Linked DNA regions of Homo sapiens: regions 2 and 3 are each linked to region 1. Evidence: chromatin loops called from intact Hi-C (ENCODE). Cell type or tissue: heart left ventricle. All regions are shown on one strand.

Region 1 (2,500 bases):
ATTCCATTGAAATGAGCAAGAGGCAGCTACAATATTCACTTTACAGATGAATAACCTGAGGCTCCAAAAGGTTAAGCAGTTTTCCAAGGTCACGTTAGGCCAATTCCACATAACTGCAATTACCTGGGCAGTGCAGGCAAAAAGCAACAAACACAGAGCATAGAAGGCTTTTGCTTAAATAGAGGTACAGTACCTGCATCACTAACGAAAAACAAGGACTGGGTCAGATTTATCCAAATAAGCTGGCCTATATGCCCAGATGATTGACAATTTTCTATTCTACTTGCAACTGGAAACAGCTAGGCAGAGAGAGAACAGGAATGAGGTCACAGATCTGCTATTTATAGGATACCAGCCACCACACTCAGCTGCTTTTCAGTTAAGGTGAATATTGAATGTAATTTTCTTTCTCCAACTCCATACAGAGGAACTACTTTCAGAAAAGGAAATTATAGAATTTAATAATATTTCTTGTGACATGGTGATTTGCTTTGTGACAGTCTGCACAACTTTTACCACATATTCATCTGGGCTTATTGACCATAAATAAAAATGCAGTCACATTCTTTCTCTTACTCCATGGATTTTTTTTAAAAATAAAGCAATAAAGATTCCATGGGCTTTTTCTTTCCCTCCCACCTACAAGCTATTCATTGAATTTGCAAAGTTATAACAAAACAGAACGCCAGTCTGGACAAGGAAAGCACAACATAGCCATTTATGAGGTAAAGAATCTAAAGCCACCTGATTTGCCTGTTTGGCTGCAAGAGTTAATTCCTATGAAAAATACACTTCCTCCCATTTCCTTTGGCTGAGGCTTGTGAAGGCTGCAGACAGTGAGCGGGGGAGGGCCCGAAGCCTCTGGTCTTTTGATGTAGATATTGATGCATGACACTAGCCCCTGCGCTAAATATCAAGTTTTCTTTCTCTTCAGCATTCCTCCTAAATGGTGAAAAGGGATTCCTTTAGCCCAAATGCACAGAGAGTAGTCCTAGTTGCAGATAAAAATGGCTTGTGTTTTCTGTGACTCACCAATCATAACCAAAACTAAAACAGCAAGCTGACACAGAAAGGTTCGAGTGACGTTCGAGATTATAAATAAAAGGCAAAGAAACAAGAGAGGAACCTGCCTATGGAGTGTCTCCAATCTTTTAATTCAGAAGGGACTGAGGAAGATGAGGGGCTGAGAACTCTTTACCTTTCCTCCAGGGAAAAGACTCTTTACCAACCACCCAGGAGCGCTGGGCTTCCCAGGCAGCCTGGTGCTGCTGCAGCTGAGGCTGATCTGGTCCCAGGGCCCTGTAGCTGGTGCCTATGTTGACCAGATCAGGGATCTTCACTCTGGCGTGTGAGTAGCAATCCCCTAAACTAATCTCATACAGCATGCAGATGCCCAGGTGCTACCCAAACTGGCATTGATTTGGTCAGTTTGAAGTGGGTCTCAGGAATCTGCATTTTAACCAGAATCTCAAATAGACCTAGGACCATACTTGGAGGCTGAAAAATTTATTGATAATGCCACCTGGAGGGCATTTCCAGAACTGCTTACACATCCAGCATGCCAGAGCACCACCTGAAACCTTGCATTTGATGGATTTACAGATTTTTTTACAGATAGTTACATGTAAAGGCCTAAGAACAAATCTAAAAGATATCATTTAAAGACTTCTTTTTACTGGCAAAATGAGACAGAGGTTACATTTGTTTAAGCAGTCAGGGCTGCAGCTGTCAATTTGAAATTGACAATTGGTTTTATAGGGCAAGATTTGGCAAAAAAGATCAGAGACATTTTAACCCTACTATCCACTTTTTTTTTTTTAACACATAAAAGCTACTTGTGGAGAAGCATGGTGTGTGCATGTGTGTGTTTCTTCCACTGACCGGTATCTTCGTGCCTTGCCCCTCCCCCTCCACACCATATGCCAGTCTTTCTTCCCGTGCCCTCACTGTTCCCTTTGTCTCATTTGACAGCCCTCTTTGTCCTCCTTTTGCCATCATTCAGCTTATTGCCGATACAATAAAGCTCACAAAGAGGATTGCTCATTGGTGATGGTGTTGACCACTTTATGAAGAAGAGAAGAATTACTAAAACCACAACTCAATGTTTTTAACATTTGAAATATACAGAGTACATTCATATTGTGCCATTTGACTTTCAGAAAACAAACAAACAAAAAACCAAGGTAAATATAATTATGCCCAATGAAGGCTTGACATTGAGAGAGTGTTAGGGACTTGTTCAAGACCACATTTGAGTAAAGAGTAGAGCCCGAGCTTGGACCCACAAAAGTCACACTGCTCTTTACAGCTGTACCATTTAGAAGAAGGAGGACTCTTAGAACTACTCAGGTTTTTGACATGATTGAGGCGTTTCTGTTTGAAACTCAGGTTTTAAAAAACTGATTACATAAAACTACTGGACTGTAAACAGGATTCAATTTATCCTGAAGTAATTTGTCCAATGGTGTAAAGAAAAGCACTTTTTGCATTTTCCTAGAAA
Region 2 (2,500 bases), 1.0 Mb before region 1:
CACAAACAAGACACAGGACACAGGACAACTAATTGTAATGTGGTATGCTGGTTGGGATTTTAGGACAGAAAAAGGACGTTAAGGAAAATTGAGCTGTTCCACAGGTGGCCTCCACACCTCCACTTGTGTTGCTGCCATATCCATAGTGATCCCTGAGAAGTTCCAGCATATTTTGCGAATACTCAACACCAACATCAATGGGCGGTGGAAAACAGCCTTTGCCATCACTGCCATTAAGGGTGTGGGTTGAAGATATGTTCACATGGTGTTGAGGAAAGCAGACATTGACATCACCAAGAGGGCAGGAGAACTCACTGAGGATGAGGTGGAACCTGTGATCACCATTATACAAAATCTACCCCAGTACAAGATCCCAGACTGGTCCTTAAACAGACAGAAGTATATAAAGGATGGAAAATATAGCCAGGTCCTGACCAATGGTCTGGAAAACAAGGTCTGTGAAGATCTGGAGTGACTGAAGAAGATTCAGGCCAATAGAGGGCTGTGCCACTTCTGGGGCCTTCATGTCTGAGGCAAGGACGCCAAGACCACTGGCTGCAGTGGCCCTGCTGTGGGTGTGTCCAAGAAGAAATTGGCATGTGGGCCTTGTCTGTTAATAAATAATTTATATGAAAAAAAACAGGAAAACCAAGGGAATCTAAAAAAGTAATCTAAAATGAACTTTAGTTAATAATGTTGTATCAATATTGGTTCAATAACTATGACAAATGTACTATTTTAATTTCAGTTGTTAATAGGGGAAACTGAGCATAGGATATACTGGAACTCTCTATACTGTCTTTGTAAGAATTCTTTAAATCTAAATTTATTTATTAAATATCTCTGTCATAAGTTCTAGTTAAGAAACTTCAATTTAAAATTTTTGACCACTGAAAATGGAAAGGTGGAACATTGTGCTTGGGGGATATATGTCCAAGATTTCAAAAATTCTGATAGCCAACAGATTTCAAATGATTGTTATTATTTTTCTTACTTATAAAGTGGCACAGTTGATCAAGATGACTTTTATTTACTGTGACTTTCTTACAGACCCCAAATGTTTGAAGACACAACTTCTGAAGACAAAATTTTTACACACACATAGAAAAAAAATTTGGTTTCCTATATATACATCTATACTAACAGAGCATATGCACGCTTGACATTGTATTTAGTTTCTTAAAACAATTATAACTTCACATACTGGGAGATGCATTCCCTAACCTCTAGGAGGAGCTCCTTGCCAGCAATCTCCCTATAAAACACACACACAAACACTCACTCACTCACTTACTTACTCATTCTCTCCAGCCTTCACTCAAAGGTAGATGGTCACAGAGTTAACATGAGTCAAAGCTAAGGAAACAAATCACCTTTTTTACTATGGGAAGAAGCTTCCAGTGAGGGAGTAGATAGGTTCATAGTTGTTAGGTACTCTTCAAAAAGAAGTGGCAAGTTTTGTAAGTTGAACACATGTAAGGGAGCCAGAACCATCTAATTTATGAACGTATGTCTGAGGAGAGGCCACAAAGAGTTTGCAACACAGGTCCTGTTGTAATGCATAGCGTGTATGTGCTTGTGATAGGACAACTTTATATTTCTCTCAGAACGTTTTGATGACAACAGGTAGTTCATCAAATATTTGGAGTCTTAGTCATCTCTATTTTCTTTCCATAACAGTCAAGGCTAATTATTTTCTATCCAGGAACAATTGTAATACAGAATACACCTTTACATTTTAAAAAAAAAGTTAATGTAGGTGTATGAACAGAAAAGGAGTTGTTATTCATCTGTCATTTTTATAAAACTTTCCATAGCCACATTCAACACCTAAGTATAGCATATAGTCTTATTATGCATTAATTTACTTAATATTTTTCAAAATGTAGTATGTTTACATGTAACACATTTATTATTTCTGTTTTAAATGTGAACAAATATTTTCAAAGTTTCTTAGTTTTCATATCTAATACGATCAATGTTCAGAGATATTGCCCACAAAAATAAAAGTATTTTGGTCCTGAATAACAAGAATATAAAGGGATTTGAACCAAATGTTTGAGAAACGCTGTTTGAGAAATACAAGATCTTGGTAACCTGGAGGCTTTAGGGGACAATCTGGAAAGCCTTGGAGCAGAGTCTGAATTGAGTCTGCTGATTGTTTACTCTTCAGAGATCCGAGGGTTAATGGACACCTTGGAGAAAGATTTATATTGGCCCCATAAATGTGTTCCATCTTGGTATGGCCCCAAGGATCTGAGGAGAAGCTGTATATTTGAACTGGGTCTTTTCAATCATCATTCGAAGCCTTACTGTTGATTTTTTTAAAGGTAATATGCAGAAAAGAGTGTTTGGAGTTATCAATTGCTCTATTTTATACACTCATGCAGGTGTGTGAGTGAAAGAGGGAAAAAATGTATGGAAGATTATGTGAAAAAAGAAAAGATTTATATACCTGAGGGTTTTGTTTTGCTTTTTTTTTTTTTTTTGGCACAGACTG
Region 3 (2,500 bases), 180 kb before region 1:
TGTCATTTGGTGCAAGATAAAATATACCACAAAATGAAAGATCAACTTTTTACTCCCTTTCTATTCTTAAGCACCAACAACACAAAGTCTTGCCTTCTTTTTTCTGAGTTACCTGACCAACACATTTTGCCTTTGTCCTCCTATGATTACACACCTTTTTTATTTTTACTTATTTATTTTTTTGTAGAGATGAGGTCTCACTATGCTGAGCTGAGATAGCCTGTCCAGGCTGGTCTCAAACTCTATGGCTCAAGTAATCCTCCTGCCTCAGCTCCCCAAAGTTCTGTGATTACAAGTGTGAGCCACTATCTCCAGCCTCATTACACATCTTGATCACATTTTTTTTTCTCTCCTAGAAAACTCAATATTCCATGCCTGTTTTCTACAACCCCCAAAAAAAAAATTCCGTTCTTTCCTTGTGGCAAAGACATTCAGAAACCAACACTGTGTCACAGCTACTCCCCAGCAGTTAGAGGTTCATCTGTTGACAATTGGAAAGGGGCAAGAGAGACATCACTTAGTAGGCCTGTGTTTTTCCCGCAGTTACTGAGTTTTGTGTACCTTAAAAATGAAAATTGCATATTCTTGGCCATGGTCATGTTTTATATGTAGGAAGAAATCTGTAACAATTCAGAAGATACTAAATTTAGTGAAAGATGTGAATACATTGAAGTCTTTTGAGAACGATTGAAGCTCATTCATTTACAACAGAATGGAACATTTCTGGGGTAAGGAAGAGGCAATAGAATGCAAAACCGCACCTTTCTGAGTGTGAAATAGAAATGAATGGGAATCCCAATAGAGTTTATTCCTTAACCCCACTGTACTGGTAAATAATAGTTCATGTCCATGGTGCTCTTGATTCCCTTGAAATGGTCATTAAAATTTCTTTCTTCCCTCTGGTTCATCTCTCTCTCTTTTCCCTTCCCATCCCTTCCCTTCCCTTTCTTCCTGTCTTTAGTCATGTTTGGATTGATTTTCAGAAGGTTTAGACTGTTTCCTCACGTTGTCACCAGCTCATTACCACAGAATTACACTTCACAAACAAGAGCTGGCTGGAGAGCTAACTTGGCTTAGCTGTGCTATCTGAGGGAATTATTATTATTATTATTATTATTATTATTATTATTATTATTACTATTAGAGACGGAGTCTCGCTCTGTCATCCAGGCTGGAGTGCAGTGGCGCGATCTCAGCTCACTGCAACCTCTGCCTCCCGGGTTCAAGCGATTCCTCTGCTTCAGCTTCCCACGTAGCTGGGATTACAGGCACGTGCCACCACGCCCAGCTAATTTTTGTATTTTTAGTAGAGACGGGGTTTCACCACGTTGGCCAGGATGGTCTTGATTTCCTGACCTCGTGATCCACCTTCCTCAGCCTCCCAAAGTGCTGGGATTACAGGTATGAGCCACCGCGCCCGACCGGGAATTATTAAAAGGATAAATTTCTTTCTTTTTGAAAAGACAAGCACAGTCTGATCAGCGGGCAGGCAGCACCACTGCCTGTTCTCTTTTCAGTGCTGTCTTGTGGCCTTTGCTCCCACAGAGTCATTCACTGATGAAGTAAATAGCAGCAGTGGTGTTTTTCTGCTAGGAACCAAGATCCCCCGTGTGCTTTGCTGCAAGAACACATCCTTCACAGCTTTATTGTAATGATTTTACCATTTCTGCTGTTGTTACATGTACTAACAACTAGAAGTCTATATTTCACAATGATATTAAGCACTGAACTTTATATACACACACACACACGATAAAGAGTTATCAACACATGCTCTTTTACTGAGGAAAGCTAAATGCTTTCCTCAGTATTCCAGCTATGGAATTTTATATATATATATATATATATATATATATACACACACACACACATATATAAAATGTGTGTGTATATATATATATAATGACCATATATTCCATATATATGGAGTATACATATATATAAAATATATATGGAATATATATATATATATTCCATGATTTTTTATGTAGTGTTGTTTCCCTGATTAGATAACTTTGATTAGGCAAAAAAGTCTAAAACCAGCTAGATAAATAATAGTTTAGAGGTATACATACAACATGAAAATGCTGAAAGTAGTGAGCATTGCATATTTGGAAAATAATTCAATAAGAAATTCTTTCTGTGCATGTATTTAGCAGCACATAAAGGGAGAAAACAGAACACTTAAAAAGTTTATAAGAGTCTCATAGGTTTTTCTCTGTCTGGTAGTCTGTTTTTGACATTATTATCAGCGAACTTTTGACAAGAGACTGTGATGTCATCAGTGAATATTTAAAAACAAAAACAAAAAAACATCAGAGTCCAGCAAGTCTATTTGTCCCTCTCAGAGAATTTTGGCAGATCAGAAAATCTTTGATTTGTGAGATAGTTTTTTTCAATAAATTATCTTTGGTTACTTTCTTTGTTTTACATTTTATTGGTTTTATCAGACATGTGAAAAAATTTTCTATGTTTACCTACTAGAATCTCCCATGGGATT

The links. Peaks named below come from ENCODE experiments on the same cell type or tissue, not always from the same donor. Only the 100,000 strongest peaks of a DNase experiment are listed, where the experiment ranks them.
Region 2: a loop joins it to region 1, with 6 times the contacts of the local background. A loop is called at or near these places in 14 of 110 quality-filtered maps.
Region 3: a loop joins it to region 1, with 2.5 times the contacts of the local background. A loop is called at or near these places in 9 of 110 quality-filtered maps.

Annotation. Positions count from the first base shown.
Region 1 is chr6:139,880,881-139,883,380 of GRCh38, reverse strand. No RefSeq gene overlaps it. Among named protein-coding and RNA genes, the nearest start is that of LINC02941, 94 kb to the left of the region's middle. In heart left ventricle, a CTCF peak has its summit at 1,533 (motif pointing left); no DNase peak of the experiment used is centred here; H3K27ac peaks cover 1,334 bases.
Region 2 is chr6:140,920,548-140,923,047 of GRCh38, reverse strand. It overlaps the pseudogene RPS18P10. Among named protein-coding and RNA genes, the nearest start is that of MIR4465, 240 kb to the right of the region's middle. In heart left ventricle, a CTCF peak has its summit at 1,216 (motif pointing right); no DNase peak of the experiment used is centred here.
Region 3 is chr6:140,063,614-140,066,113 of GRCh38, reverse strand. All of the region lies in intron 1 of LINC02941 (long intergenic non-protein coding RNA 2941), which reads right to left. All of the region lies in intron 2 of LOC107986652 (a long non-coding RNA gene), which reads left to right. Among named protein-coding and RNA genes, the nearest start is that of LINC02941, 89 kb to the right of the region's middle. In heart left ventricle, no CTCF peak of the experiment used is centred here; no DNase peak of the experiment used is centred here; H3K27ac peaks cover 20 bases.